Regions from separate parts of the Mus musculus genome. Here region 2 is linked to region 1. Evidence: chromatin loops called from intact Hi-C (ENCODE). Cell type or tissue: left cerebral cortex. All regions are shown on one strand.

What was found. Hi-C counts contacts between places; a loop is a spot of excess contacts. Peaks named below come from ENCODE experiments on the same cell type or tissue, not always from the same donor. Only the 100,000 strongest peaks of a DNase experiment are listed, where the experiment ranks them.
Region 2: a loop joins it to region 1, with 3 times the contacts of the local background. A loop is called at or near these places in 11 of 42 quality-filtered maps.

The regions. Positions count from the first base shown.
Region 1 is chr2:52,758,969-52,766,968 of GRCm38, forward strand. No RefSeq gene overlaps it. Among named protein-coding and RNA genes, the nearest start is that of Stam2, 21 kb to the left of the region's middle. In left cerebral cortex, CTCF peaks have their summits at 2,687 (motif pointing left) and 4,167 (motif pointing right); a DNase peak (open chromatin) is centred at 4,199; H3K4me3 peaks cover 426 bases.
Region 2 is chr2:53,186,289-53,194,288 of GRCm38, forward strand. It overlaps Prpf40a (pre-mRNA processing factor 40A), which reads right to left and starts at 4,966. Exons shown (of 26, transcript NM_018785.3): 1 at 4,735-4,966; 2 at 3,681-3,812. The coding sequence starts at 4,944. It overlaps Arl6ip6 (ADP-ribosylation factor-like 6 interacting protein 6), which reads left to right and starts at 5,796. Exons shown (of 4, transcript NM_022989.4): 1 at 5,796-6,234; 2 at 7,996-8,000. The coding sequence starts at 5,835. In left cerebral cortex, a CTCF peak has its summit at 3,712; DNase peaks (open chromatin) are centred at 5,012 and 5,721; H3K4me3 peaks cover 2,977 bases; H3K27ac peaks cover 1,842 bases.

The DNA of each region.
Region 1 (8,000 bases):
CAGGGTAGCCAAGAAGGGTATCAGGTCCTCTGCAACTGAAATTACAGACAGCTGTGAGCTGATATGTGGGTGCTGGGAACTGAACCCAGAGCAAAAAGTGCTCTTAACCTCTGAGCCATCTCTACTGCTCCTAGAATCAGATTGTAAAATTTAGGATGATTGGAGTTCTCGGTTTCCCATAATATAAGATATTAACTTTATGTATATGGAGATATTAACTATGTATATGGAGTGAAATTTTCATAGATAATACAGGATGGTATGCAAACATCACACCCCCACTGCCAATGATAGGGCAGAGCCTTAAACACTGAAAAGGAATATCATTAAAGTTACATAAATTAGTGCAGCTCTCAGCCTTAATCAATCTTCCTTCCTTCCTTCCTTCTTTCCTTTCTCTCTCTCTCTCTCTCTTTTCTCTTCCTCTCTTCCTCTCTTTCTTTCTTTCTTTTTTGTTTTTTCCGAGACAGAGTTTCTCTGTGTAGCCCTGGCTGTCCTAGAACTCACTCTGTAGACCAGGCTGGTCTCGAACTCAGAAATCCGCCTGCCTCCACCTCCCGAGTGCTGGGATTAAAGACATGTGCCACCACTGCCCGGCTTGATCTATTTCATTTCTTTTTTTTCTTTTAGGTTTTTTTTTTTGGGGGGGGGGGGTTCCAAGACAGGGTTTCTCTGTATAGCCCTGGCTGTCCTGGAACTCACTTTGTAGAACAGGCTGGCCTCGAACTCAGAAATCCGCCTGCCTCCACCTCCTGAGTGCTGGGATTAAAGGCGTGCGCCACCACCGCCCTGCTTTGATCTATTTCTTAATTACTATTTGGAAACTAACATTTAATCGTAAGTCTACATCTTCTACTTAATCAAAACGAAACTTTCCTTTCAAACTGATTTAGAACACTAACAGACTCCAGCCTTATCCCTTATTAGAGAATAGACCCATACATCCCAGTCAGCGGGATGGCTCGGAGGATAAAGGTGCTTGCCTTGCAAGCCTGACAACCTGGATTACATCACCAGAACCTAGAAGGCAAGGAATCAACCAAATCTCAAAAGTTCTCTTCTGACCTCACACAAGCAATGTGACTCACGCCCTCACATCTCACACACACACACACACACACTAAAATACAGTATGCCAGCTAAATGATAAATGATTAAGAATATAAATACTGCACATCTGTTAATGTTTTAGCCTCCTGTCAGAAAAAGGTGTTTCTATATTTGTATTTATAAAAGGATCTGGGATTTGAGCAAATGAAAAACAAAAAAACAAACAAACAAACAAAAAAAAACCTCTTTTTTTCTTTAGATATCCCTCAGTATACCTGCTTAGTTTTAAAGTCTTGTAAACTGTTTCTAGCTGTTTCTAACCAAGTTGTAATACTGAGCCAGCTGCAGGAAGGATAATTTCTAAACTTTCACAGTTATCCTTTGGTTGGTACATTTTTTTCAGTTATGCCATTTGTGAGATGCCAACATTGGCTTCATGTTATTCTTTCAAGTAGGGCTAATTAGTCAAGGCAAATAAAGCTGAGATGACTTTTTTTTTCTTCTTTTTTTTTTTTGTTTTGTTTTGTTTTTTTTTTTTTTTTTCGAGACAGGGTTTCTCTGTATAGCTCTGGCTGTCCTGGAACTCACTTTGTAGACCAGGCTGGCCTTGAACTCAGAAATCCTCCTGCCTCTGCCTCCCAAGTGCTGGGATTAAAGGCGTGCGCCACCACGTCCAGCTCTGAGATGACTTTCAAGTCTTCTTTTTGGGGGGTGAAAAGTGGGGTTCTGGAATTAAATCCAGGGCCTCACAGGAACTTATGAATGCTAGGTAAATACTATATAAGTGAGTTTTAGCCTTGGTCCTCAAGTTTCTTTTTTTTTTTTTAATTTATTTAAATGTTTTTTTTATTACATATTTTCCTCAATTACATTTCCAATGCTATCCCAAAAGTCCCCCATGCCCTCCCCCCCAGTCCCCTACCCACCCATTCCCACTTTTTGGCCCTGGCGTTCCCCTGTACTGGGGCATATAAAGTTTGCATGTCCAATGGGCCTCTCTTTCCAGTGATGGCCGACTAGGTCATTTTTTTTTAAAGATTTATTATTTATTATATGTAAGTACACTGTAGCTGTCTTCAGACACTCCAGAAGAGGGAGTCAGATCTCGTCACGGACGGTTGTGAGCCACCATGTGGTTGCTGGGATTTGAACTCCGGACCTTCGGAAGAGCAGTTGGGTGCTCTTACCTGCTGAGCCATCTCACCAACCTCTAGGTCATCTTTTGATGCATATGCAGCTAGAGTCAAGAGCTCCGGGGTACTGGTTAGTTCAAAATGTTGTTGCACCTACAGGGTTGCAGATCTCTTTAGCTCCTTGGATACTTTCTCTAGCTCCGGTCCTCAAGTTTCTTTTAGGCAAAGACTTAGAGGGTGTGATAGACAATGAAAACAGGCTGTTTAGATATGTCGATGAGTTATCTTAAAGTTACTACAATGCACGGATGCAGAAAAAAAAATCTGAGGATGCTCTTTAAAGTTTTGATTATTTGGGCTGTACAGAGATGGCTCAGGGGTTAAGAGTATGAACTGCTCTTGTAACTGGACCCGAGTTTGATTTCCAGTGCCCTCAGTCAGGCCCTCGCAACTGCCTGTAACTTCAGCAGCAGAGGCTATAGCTCCCTCTTTTGGCCTCTTCAGGAGTTGCACTCACATGCACATACCCACATACACACACTTATATATACAATCAAAAAATAATAATCACAAATCTTTAAAGTGTTACTTCAATGACACCACCATGAATGAGAATTTTCAAAGCATTGGAAACTGTGATAGAATAGACTTTGGAGCCACAATGCCACACAAATTTGTACAAGGTCCACAATAACAGACTCTGTATCTATCTAACTGTTCCTACAACCCAAAGGAAAATTGAGGAACAACTCAGAATACATGTGGAGGCAAGGGCATCACCAGAGGCGCAATGATAAACACCTATCTAGTCCAAAGGGAAAGACCACAGAGGCAACCAAGTAAGTAAAGATCCAGAGAGATGGGAACGGCCCAGCTAGACAGAGCAAGAAAGCTAGGGGTGTGTTCCTACGCAATGGCTGAAGGTTTACCCAATAAAGAGAGACCCTCCGGAAGATCTCAGCAGTATTGAACAGTATGCCATGAGGTTGCTGATCTCAAGACATTGTCTAGTCGGAGAGACATAGCTTATCCATGAAACGTTAAATAACCACATGAGACAATTTGAGTAGTGATGCAAAGCAATATATGATTATCATTAGGAAAGTCTTCAAAATACAGAGGAGCTTGGAGCTCAGTTTTCGATGGGCAATAAAAGTTCAAAGGGATAAAATAAATATAAGGATTAACAATTATGAAAATGGAAAGAGAAATGTCTCTGGTATATTATGAGAAAGCAATGAAGCCAACTTGAGGAGTCTATTAATCATGGTTTTCATTTTCTATATTACATGGTGTTTTGATAAGTTGCAGCCTTGTCACTCCAGGGGGGGGGGGGGTGGCGGGGGCTGTCCTTTGTAGAAGTGTCCAGTTCCTAAAGAGAGCAGACAACACTCCTATATTCATACCTCTGATGCAAAAAAGCCAGTCTTAAGTCCAGGCAAGGCCCTGTCTGCCACCTTCCCTCCACCTAAATTCCCCGGGGCTGACCACCTAGCCTTATATTGAACTAAACTGCCTTTCTTCTTTCGAGCTGTAAAAAATAAACTTTCCCTTCCCCTCTCCATCTTCCTCTTCTCCTCCACCCCTTCCCCTTTTAAAAAACCAAGTTGGCTTCAGTTTCTGAGCTGCGGCAATTCTGCCTCGACTTCCTGAGAAAGTGGAGTTCACAGGTGCACATTGGCTTTTCAGTGGCGAACATCTCGTGATTAGCTGCACTTGCCCTGCCTGAATAAAAATAAATTTCCAAGTACATTTCACAACCGAAAAATACAGAAGGTTTCCAAAGAACAGTGATTCTTGGAGTTCCTGAAAGCAGATCCTCTCAGAAAGCAAAAGAAGCCAGATGAGTTTTCGTGACACGGTATGAAAAGACCATTGATACGGGTCTGAAACACATCTCTATCTTATTTTTAATTATGTGTATTATGTGTGTGTGAGTGGGGTGAGGTGGATTTGTGCACAGGAGTACAGTACCTGAGGTCGCCAGAAGAGGGCGTCTGATCCCTGGAACTGGACTTAGCCACGTGGGTGCTGAGACCAAACTTGCATCCTCTGATCTTTTGATGTTTTCTCTTTCCTTATTTGAGACGGAGTCTGACTATGTCTCTTTGGCTGCGGAGCTCTCCATGGAGAGTAGGCTAACCTGGGTTTCCCTGCGGGAGTTAAAGGCGCACACACACCCAAGCAGTGGAGTGCTCTCAAAGGCTCAGGCGTCTCTCCAGTTCCTGATACGGTTTCAGATTCCTCTCTGCTGTTTACCGTTGAAACCCTGCCAATTGTATTTCTAGTTTTCTGTAAAGGTTTTTAAGCACTTCTTTATTTCCAACTACATATTTGCGAAAGGCTAGATTTCCCTCATTTGCTTGAACCAAAATAACACGTTTGCCACATATTGGATGCAAATGAAGTCTTCAGAATGCAGCTGTTTTCCATTAAGCCAGATGTGAAATTTCTCAAAAAAAAAAAAAAAAAAAAAGTAAGATGACTTTTTTTTTTGTACTAAATTTGTTTAATTTTGAATTTTTTATAAAAATTTATTATGGTGACATATAATGTGCTAATTACTTTTTAATGAATCAGTATGTAAATATTTTTGACATTTCTCCACTTTAGTTTCAAATGTAAAGATTCAGTAATTCTTGGGAACAAAAAGAGTTATTGAGATCACATTTTTTTTAAGCTCAATTAAAAATTCATTAAAAAGATTTTTTTTTTTTCCCCTGAGACCAAAATCTTAAGAGCAGTGTACTGGAACGGATTATTGCTGTTTTGCCTAATGATCGTGTTGTTAAACTGCCTTCTTGGTATGTTCATATCCGTAGATGTGCGCGGCTAAGGCTCGGCGCATGTCACAGGAAAAGGGAAATCGTGTAAGAGCCAGAGGATTGGAAGGGGTGCTGTAAAACGCAACCTTTGGACATGACATGACCGTTTTACCCAGGAGCTGCGGTTGGTTACCGGCACCAGACCAGCGAGGATTCCAGCTTGGACGAGTGGGAGAGACTCAAATGGCTAAACTCCTGGCTGAGTGGTTTGTAGGCTGCTGATGGCTGCTGAGGAAAGGAGACACCTCCTCCATTTGGGGTACCACTGCCACTGATAAATTGTCCATGTTCCAGTAAGTGGCCCACACCCATATGCCTATGATTAGTGCTAATTAGACTCGGGACTCTGTGAGTTATTTTACTGTGGGGGCGGGGGGAGGAGGTGATGAAGTTGAAGTTGGGATCAGGAGTGGGAATATGGGGGTAGATATGATCAAAATACATTGTATATATGTATGACATTCTCAAATAATCTTTGGAAATTTTCTGGTGGAGTCTTTAGGGACTCTTGCATGTTGGGTCTCTTCCATACAAAGTTATATCATCTGCACTAGAGATGTGTGTTGGCTTCTTCTTTTCCTGCCTGCATCTTTTTTGCTTGCTTCCCCTGCATGATTGCTCTGGCTAAAACTTCCAGTAGTATATCGAACAAGAGTTAAGAAGATGAACATTCTTATCTTTATCACAATAAATGGAAATACAGTGATTTCCCCCTCATTTTAGAAAATGATGGCTATAGGTTTGTCATATATAGCTTTCATTATATCGAGATGTGGTCCTTCTATTCTGAGTTTCTTAAGACTTTTTTTTTTTTTTTTTTTTTTTTTGAGTCAGGGTTTTTTTAGCTCTGGCTGTCCTGAATCTTGCCACATGTACATCAGCTTGGCCGCTAACTCGGATTTTTGCCAGCCATGCTGGAGTTAAAGGCATGCTTCACCATGCCCTGAGCTTTGGGACTTTTAACAAGAAGCAACACTGGATTTCTTCAAAAGCCTGTTCCGTTTCTACTTAGATGATCATGTGATTCCTGTCTTTGAGTTCATTTGGTGAAGTTTGCAGCATTTGTTGATTTACATCTATTGAGCCATATGTCCATCTCTGAGATAAAAAATCAACTTGATCATGGTGAACAATCTTTTTTATGCTATCTTAGTTGGTGTTCTATTGCTGAGAAGAGACACCATGACCACAGCAATTCTAGAAAGGAAGACATGTAATTGGGGCTGGCTTTGGAGTCCCAGAGGTTTAGTCAGCATCAGCATGGAGGACAACCTGAAAGTACACAGGCAGATGTGGCGCTGCAGAGTTTTACATCCGGATTCACAGACAACAGGAAGTGGGTAGGGAAGGAGCCACTGGGCCTGGTTTCTATAGCCTCAGAGCCCACCCCCTGTGACACACTTCCTCCCACAAGGCCACGCCTCCTAATCCTTCTAAATACTGCCACTCCCGAAAACGAAGTATTCAAATATATGAGCCTATGGAGGACATGCTTATTCAACTACCACAGATGTTCTCGAATTTGGTTTGCAAGTATTTTGTTGAGACATTTTGCATCTGTGTTCATCAGGGAAATTGATCTGTAGTTTTCTTTTTGTTATTTCTCTATCTTTATCTGCTTTTGATCTAACTAATACTAGATTCATAATGAGGATGTGGTAATGTCTTTTCCTTTGCTGTTTATGGTGTAGTTTGAGAGGCACTGGTGTTAATTCTTCTTTGAAGGTTTGCTAACACTCACCAGTGAATCTATCTGGGCCCAGACCTTGTCTTAATTGGAAGATTTTAAGTTACTGCTTCAGTCTAACTACTTCTTATAAATCTGTTTACATGGTTATTTCTTTATAATTCATCTTTATTTTTATTCATGTGCATATGGGTGTGCAGGTCTGTGAAGGCTCAGGTCTGTGAAGGCTCAGGTCTGTATGTGCAGGTCTGTGAAGGCTCAGGTCTGTGAAGGCTCGGGTCTGGGTGTGCAGGTACAGTAGAAGCCTTTGGATCTGCTGGAGCTGGAGGTTAATAGGCAGTTGTGAGCCTTCTGACAAGGGTGCTGGGAACTAAACTCAGGTCCTCTGGAGGAGCAAGTGTCCTCCCCTACTGAGTCATCTCTCCACCTTCACTGGTTTGTTTCATTTTTGTTAGCTTTGGTTGGTCATATGCATCTAGAAATTCATTCATTTCTTATACTTTTTCAAATTTGTGGATTATGCGCTTTGACATGTAGACCTAAAGTTTCTCTGAATTTCATTGGTAGCTGTTGTAATGGCTTCTCTTTTATCTCTAATTTTACTAATTTGGGTCTTTCTTTCTTTTGTTTAATTTGGGTAAGGGAGTGTTAATCTGTTTAGGGTTTTGTTGTTGTTTTAAAAAACAGTTCTTTATCTCATGTAGTCTTTGTTTTTTTTTTTTCATTTCATTAAACTCTGCCTTTTTGTAAAATGTGGATTTTGAATTAAGAATTACTTAATGTAAAAACAAAAAAGAATTACTTAATGTTATGGAATAAATATCAGATCAGCATTCTGCCTTAAAAATGGCAATGACAGCTCAATGGAAGCTAAAAAGTTTGGAGTATCTTGGCCTTTTTTTATGATTTATTAATTTTTATTTTATATGTATGGGTGTTTTGCCTATCTGTATGACAGCACACCTCACACATAGAGTGACCACAGAGGCAGAGGAAGGCATCAGTTCCTCTGGAACTGAAGTTACAAATAGTTGTGAGCCACCATGTCAGTTCTGGGAACCAAACTCAGATCTTCAGCAAGAGCAACCATCTCCTGACTGCAGAGCCATCCCTCAGCTCCTTGGCCTGTTTTTATGTATGGCTATGTGTGTGCACATGTTATCTACATGTATGTTCGCATTTATATATTATTAGCACGGTATCAAATTGGCTTATAAGCTACCCCTCACATACGTCAAAATTACCTCAGATTCTTTTCGTTTAGAGCACAATGGAGCTTTAGAACAAAAGCTATGTTGGTATCAT
Region 2 (8,000 bases), 430 kb after region 1:
ATAGAATTAGCCTTGAAGCAAGAAAACCAGATCAAAAACAGTTTGAGTCTCCAAGGCACGGGATAGGACAACCTGGGTGCTACAGATTTGTGAGTTTGTCTTCTCAGTAATAAAGTTAAGAAAGCCAAATTCATTTCTAAGATGTAACTACTCACTAATGTAATATCAAAAAAAATTACCCCCAAAACAGGAAATTACTTAGGAAGATTTTGACTTCCAAATCAATCCATGAAAGTTTGATAAAGTCAGAAAATTGAACCATGAAGTGTTAATTAACTCTGGAAAGGAGCTCAAGACCTCATCTCATTCTTTCTATAAATCAGAGGAGAGTTACAATCAAGAACAGAGCCAGCTAGGGGCACTCTGTTGGGCAAAAGCAAAGCCAGCTGATTAAAAGTACAAAAAATTTTATGTTCTTGGTGATTTAAAAGCACATACAAAAAGAAAAGGAAAATGGAAAAGAAAATACTTTAAAGACAAAACATGTTTTATTCTGAATGGATATGGAGAAAGACAGCTTTATACACAATCATATTTTAACAGAAATTTCTACTGGAATGTTTTGAATATTGTTACTATGCAAAAAAATTTTTTCAGTAAATATTTAAGAATAAAAAAAGACCCCTCCAAAAACAGTTCCTTCTCTCACATACTATTTAAAGCTCATTTATCTGATTTATTTGTACGGTCCTTTTCAGTAGTATATTCTTTTAATTGTGTAACTGACAAGCATAATTTTCCCCAAAGATATGTGCATCAGGAGGCAATAATTTAACCTATATGATAGGTAATTGAGATAAGCCTGAAAGCAATTATGGTTAAGTTATGCTTGTTATTTCTAGGTATTTGCTAATCGATTCAGCCTGAACTGGAGAAAATGGCACTCTAGTTTATCTTATACATTAAGGGTAGAAAATCGCGAACATATCACTTCTTGAAGTAACTGGCTGCATTTTAACTTTGCAAACCCTTTTTTAACCCTAGATCATTACTGTCTAGTTTGCATACTGTTTTATAAAGAAGCTATACAATGTCTTGTCATATTCAGTAACATTTCAAAGACCACAATAATCTAGCATTTTCTTTATCTTTGGCTGGTCTAAGCCAAGTAACTTAAATGTGGGCAGTGCAGCAGATAACAGGAGGCTGAGCTGTTCCAGGATCCTGGTACATACCAAAATTCACACCTTTTTTTCCCTTGCATTAAAAAAAAAAGCCATAATATGTGCATATATGGACATCTTGTATAATTTAAATCATCTCTGGATGCTACCTAACACAATGTACATGCTATCTCTATAAGTAACTATATAGTTGTTTCACGTGTTAAATGTGACTATGACAAGGCAAAAAGTCTGCTTGTGGTCTGGAAATTGTAATTTATTTTTCATGTACTATAAGCCCATGTTAGATGAAATAATGGCCACAGAATTCTGCAGTTATAAAAGATCAACTATTTTTGAAGATTATAAAGCCCTTAGTCCCGAAAATCTAAAAGTTTTTAACAAACTTTAAAAAAGATGGATGGCAAAACTATACAGGTACCCTGCTTCTTCTCAATTATCTTCTCATTATAATTACTATTAATAATCCAGAGCATATGCAAAGAGAAGAAATGATGCAGGAAAACAATCAGTTCATCATTAAGAAAAGGTACACAGAGCTTTGAGAAAGAATCCTGGAGCCCTTAAGGATTCAGCTTAGCTTTACCATAAGCTAGGACCCATACTCTTAGGTAGGAAGTGGGCACTAGATAATGACCTAATTTTGAGAAAATAACAGCAATTTTCTTGAGACTTTCAGATCTGGTCTCCCAAAGTATTCATTATCCTCACAGAGGAAGAATGCTAAACATTTAAACAGTCAGGTGCACAGAACATATTAGACTAAAAAAAAAATTAATAATAGTAGAAAACCATGAAGCAAAAGTCAAAATATCTGAAGTGTGTAAGTATAAAGTAAACTAATTAGGAATATGGTCACTGGCACAGCTAAAGAGAAGGGGCCACAAAACAAACTGTGACCAGTGTATGCCAATTACTTAAAAAAATAAAGTAAAATCTGCACTGTACTAAAAATGAGTAGCTGGCATCTCAGGACTGCTAGTGCAACAGCACCGGGACAGCAAGGGTAAGCAGGCCAACCCCTTGCAAACTTACCTTGCCTGGCCCAATGGACACAGAAGGCCCCAGAAAAGAGAGAAGCGTCTGGCAGTAGCAAATTGTTTTATTTTATCTTTCTGTGGAAAGAAACTAATTTTAAATAAGAACCAGAGCATTAGAGAATAAATATTTTTTAAAGCTCATTATCTAGTTAGAGCAGCTCTACCAAGAAAACAAGAAGGGTTTTGTGCTGCTTAGAGATGGAAAGATACAGAAAAAGAATCAAGAGTTGTCTCTGCATATCCTAGGGAGTTTTAAAGTATTATTATTCGAGAGTAACAGAGCAAAAGAATCTTTTCTATAAGGAACTCCTGCAGGCAGAATCTTTTCAGTTTGGTGCCTTTGAATACAATTTTCTTATCCAAAATTAAGGGCTATATTCCAAATATAAAAGAAAACCACTTAACACTGAGCCATTCTACTCTTTAAAATAAAAAAAGCAAACAAACAAAAAAACACAAGTTCCTGTTTCCCCCTGTAATTTCACCAGTAACTTTAGCCTTCATTGCTCAAACCATCGTCAAACTCAATAGTACTCATTAGCAAAAGAAAATATACAACTGGCTTTCTAAAATATTCTGCTAATCAAAAATTTCATGACTTATCAAGATATTCAACTGGAATAACCCAGCCCACCTAAGAATCAGTGTATTATATAGAACCTAGCATAGGACAGAACTGTTGATGCACCTCAAGCTCTTGTCTTTCTTGACCACTTCTCTAGAAATTCTACCCGTGTTCCTGAGTCATCTTAAAACCTTTTAATCCAATCACTCCTACGAAAAAACGTCCATTTACGATTTGTGCTAGAGATTCAAGGGGCAACGCACAAGTAGGAGTATAGAAGCAATTATCATTCAAAAATTAAGTAGAAAATGAGCTACCTATTTGGCACTGTCCAGGAAAGAATTAGTAATAGAGCAGAAAATCCCTCCGCACCCCAAACAAGAGGAAGATACTCCAAGAATAAAATTCATTCTACATGAAAACCCCAAGTAACTACTATTTTTCTGATGCTAGGCTTTACACATTCACCACGATTATCTTCTGATATATATTTACTCCTAGACCATTAATAATTATAATGCCTGAAATAAAGTCACTAAGTTAAATAGATTAGATGTATACTCTCACTTTAAATTATTTGCTTGGTTTTCCAGATAGGGTTTCTCTGTCTTGGAACTCAGTCTATAGATCCAGGCTGGCCTTGAACTCAGAGATCTAACTGCCACTGCCTCCCAAGTGCTGGGATCAAAGGCGTGCGCCACCACAGCCGGCTTATTTTTTTTAAAGCTTAATTTTGTTGAGGAAGTCAGTTAATTTTTTCTCATACAGTCTTACTACATTCAAAATTTGGTTACAGACATGAGCAATGTAATGTTTTGTCTTGTTTGAAGACATTACGTGGATATAAACTAACCTTTAAAGGGCTGCAAGTACACCACTGACTTACATCTTAAATACATCTCGACACACTCAAACAAAACTAAGCAAGCCAAAGGGAAAGCGTCTTCTTACTTGTCCCATTGGAGGCCCTCCCATAGGGGGCATCATCTGTGGCATCATTCCATGAGGTACAGGAGGCATGTTTGCTCTCTGACCCATAGGGTGCATGCCCATTGGTGCATAATGCATGCCAGGATGCCCCATCTGAAAAATAATAAAAAGGGAGAGTGAGAGACAGTTAAATGCTTCTTTAAAATGTCATTTCAAAAACAACAACTAAAACCCATCAATTAAGGCACAATATTAAATCACTGTGATTAAATTACAGTATTAGCATATACTGAAGTTAATCTTAATTACACTACAGTGATTATTAGATGGGGCCTGAAAATTTACAAAATAATGGAAAAGTTAAACCCATTAGCGGATTACAACCCCTCTCCAATGACTTAACAAACTGTTAAATGACTGGTCAGACTTGGTGACTATGTATTGAATTCCAACTTAAAAAATTATTACGATGAACACAACTTCCGTCACCTTTATACACATAACCAGCTTATACTACTTAAAATTACATTCATATGGACAAGACCTAAAACAGAGTGCGGGTACCCAAGAGTACTTCACAAATGTTTTAATAGAGTTAAACTGTCCCAGACACTAACAAATTCATGCCGTTTTAGGGAGCTTAAAATATAATACTTCCATTGTTCCTGGCTTGAAACTAAGTATCCGCAGCCAATTCTCCCAACCGAATCCCCCAAGCCCTGCAAATCACCACCACTCCCGGAGAAATAAGACCGCAGCAGCCGCTCCTTAAGTCCCACAGACTTAAGTGTCCCTACTGTAAGTCAAGCCTGGGGCTCTCAGATGCACAGTCCGCCCGGGGCCCAGCACCTTCCTTCTTCCTAAGGCATCTATCTACCTAGGCCAAGACCACTGGCAAGTCCAAGGTCCCACCTATTTCTTTGTGTGTTCCCGCCCTCCATCTCTCCCCCTTGGGACGTAGCCCACCATCTGCAGCTCTCTTCCTGATATGCTCTTCTCCGTTTGGAGAGAGCTTCCTGTTTCTCTGACTCGGTTTTTCATTGTGCCGCTTTCCCCTACCCCGCCGATCCCTTACCGAGGGCCGTCTCCTCAGGAAGCCGTCAGCAGAGACCCAAGAACTGGAGCACAGGTTTGAGCCGGACAATCTCCGCTCCCCGTCCCCGGGACCCCGCGAGGGAGGTTGGCTCTCCATTTCACTCACCATGAGGCCTCCACGCTCGGCTCCAGTCCCCGGCCTCATCGTCGGGCTCAGACTGCTCCGTCGGCGGCCACTGCCGCTGCACATACCAACAAGAAGCGATCTGAGTGGCTGGCGCCCGCCGGGGCCAAAGGGTAAAGGCTGCCCTGAGCTGCGGGGCGGGATCAGCGGGGCCAATAAACTGACAGGCTTCCCTACTGTCCAATCAGAGCGCGAGACCGACAGGCAGCTCTGCGGCGATTCGCCCCCTGCCTCGCTCGGCGTCGCCTGCATGGAGGGGGGGGGAGGGGGGACGGAGGAAGTTTCTGCGTCGAGTGCTCTGCCGGGGAAACTCTACCAACTTCCCCCAGGAAAGGGGACACGGCGGGGACCCAGATTCCCGGGTTCGGGCCACCGCACCCCGTCGGGGGGTGGGGCAGTGGCGTCCAGCCCCTCGCCCTAGTTACGTTCGCCCCACAAACCTGAGGCCACCAGGGGTGGGGTGGGGGTGGGGCGGGGGAAGCGGCACCCGGCGTTAGCGGCCTAGTGCGCGCGCGCGCGGTTGCCCTGGGGAGGGGGTCGTGCCTTTGGGGGTGGGGGGGAGAAACTCGAGAGCTGCGCGCGCGCCCGGCATAGTGAAGGGCGGAGGCGCGAACTGTATCTGGCGGGGAGCGGTAAAGACAGAGATCTCTCGCCCGAGGGAGGAAGCGACTGGCGGTTAGGAAGGCGCGGAACTGCGGTCATGGGGCTCGAGAGGTGCGTGCCCACAGGACCCGAAAGGGTGGAATAAATGAGAGTGTTGTCGCGGCGGGCCATGGGCGCGCGCTCCCACGGCGCCTCCGGAAGCGGAGTCCCCGGGTAACCCGCTCTTGCACTCCCCTACGGTTCTGCGCGCGGTGGTTGGGTCCGCCGACGGCCGTCTCTGATTGGCTGTAGCCGGGGCGGGGCGTGGCGGTGGTGGACAGCCGACCTTCGCGGGACTCTCAGTCTTTCCCGCCATGTCGTTCGTGGAGAGTTGGAGGTTTGCGGGCGCGCGGAGGCGCCGTCAGGTTACCCCAGGCCCTGCGACTCGGCCCGGGTATTCCGACTACACTCAGGGGGACAGCTGGGGTGAGGGCGAAGGCGACGAAGACGAGGGATGCGACCAAGTGGCCCGCGACTTGCGGGCAGAGTTCTCAGCCAGGGCGTCGTCGGAGACCAAGAGGGCCCCGCTACTCCCCCGGGTCGGGGACGGGTCTCCGGTCCTGCCGGATAAGCGCAACGGCATCTTCCCGGCCACTGCGGCCAAGCGAACCCAGGCTCGGCGGTGGCCCATCCAAGCCCTTTCCATTCTCTGTTCGCTGCTGTTCGCCGTCCTCCTTGCTTTCCTTCTCGCCATCGCCTACATGATCGTTAAAGGTATTGAAGCCCAGGCCTTGAAAGGCTGTCCAGCGTAAAGTGCAGCCAGTACATCACACGCCCCCATTCACACTCTCCTCCCAAAGCGTTCCCTCGAGACTGCTATCGTCCCTTTTGTCTTCTCTCCCTAGATGGACGTCCTTGCTCCGTCATGAGACCCATTTAGAAAAGATCTTTGGCTAAATCTACAGTCTTTAATGCCGTAAAGGCATTGAACACTTTGAGTTGAAACAGCAGAGCCCCTTACTTTTAAAAGGATCAAAAAAGTACGTGTAAGAAAGTACTGCTGTACGTCCTAAGGCTGATGTTAAGAGACATGCTGGGTTTGCACTGTTCTCTGAACCTAGGACAAGGATCCCCACCCCCACCCCATCCCAAGTTTCTACTTTTCTCTCTCTCTCTCTCTTTCTTTCTTTTTTTCTTTTTTGAGACAGGGTTTCTCTGTATAGACCTGGCTGTCCTGGAACTCACTTTGTAGACCAAACTGGCTGGCTTTCTTTCTTTCTTTTTTTTTTTTAATATTCTTTTTTAAAAATTTTTATTAGATATTTTCTTCATTTACATTTTAAATGCTATCCTGAAAGCCCCCTATACTCCCCCCCCCCCCGCCCTCTCGCCCTGCCCCCCTACCCACCCACTCCCACTACTTGGCCCTGGCATTCCCCTGTACTGGGGTATATAAAGTTTACAAGACTAAGGGGCCTCTCTTGCCAATGATGGCCGACTAGGCCATCTTTTGATACATATGCAGCTAGAGTCAAGAACTCCGGGGTGCTGGTTAGTTCATATTGCTGTTCCACCTATAGGGTTGCAGTTCCCATTAGCTCCTTGGGTACTTTCTCTAGCTCCTCCATTGGGAGCCCTGTGATCCATCCAATAGCTGACTGTGAGCATCCACTACTGTATTTGCCATGGCCTTGATTTCTGAGTTCAGAAACCCGCCTGCTTCTGCCTCCCAAGTGCTGGGATTAAAGACACATCACCACGGCTTGGCTAAGTTTCTACTTTTATAGGCAAAAATGGTTTTTCTATTTTTCCCTTGTAATCAGGTAGAGTTATTTCAGGACAAGCCTATTCTACTGTGTCAGAAATTGACATATTGTCCAAATAGCAATGCTCAGAAAGACCCTCTTCCCCCATTTGAATTTGTTGTATGATTTAGTATTTATTGTAGTAGAAAGAGATTTTAATTCAGTTAGTGCTGACTTTGCCAATTCTTGAGAAATAGAAACATGAAAACTATTTTGTATTAAAAGGATTCAACACTCATTCTTGTGTTGCCTTTACTAATTAAAATTAAATCTCCAGTTCAGTTTTGCTTTATTTCCTCCCATTCCCTAATGGGATGCAGGTGGCCCTTCAACAGTTTTTTTTCCCACTTCAGCCATGATAGATTTGTTATTCACGTAGTTTATTTTTCTTTTGTAACATAAAGGTATATACCCATGAGTAGACGTTCATTGCAGAGGACAGTGGCATTTTGGAGAATGGAGTGAGGAACTGAAGTCAAATTCTGTTATGCCCTGAAGTTTCTTTTGTACAAATTTTCTTCAACACATCCAGGAGATAAACACTAGTCTCGTGTTTATTGCACTTGACTCTTGTAGAGCTATTTGCATGAAGGTAGTAAATCAGAAATTTAACCTAGCTCTGACTTTAGGGTCCTTTTGACATTGAACAGTGTCTTCAAAATGCCTTTGGATATTCATGTCATGAAGGAACACTAACTACTCTTCTACCTAAACCTCTTTGTATTTACAGAATTG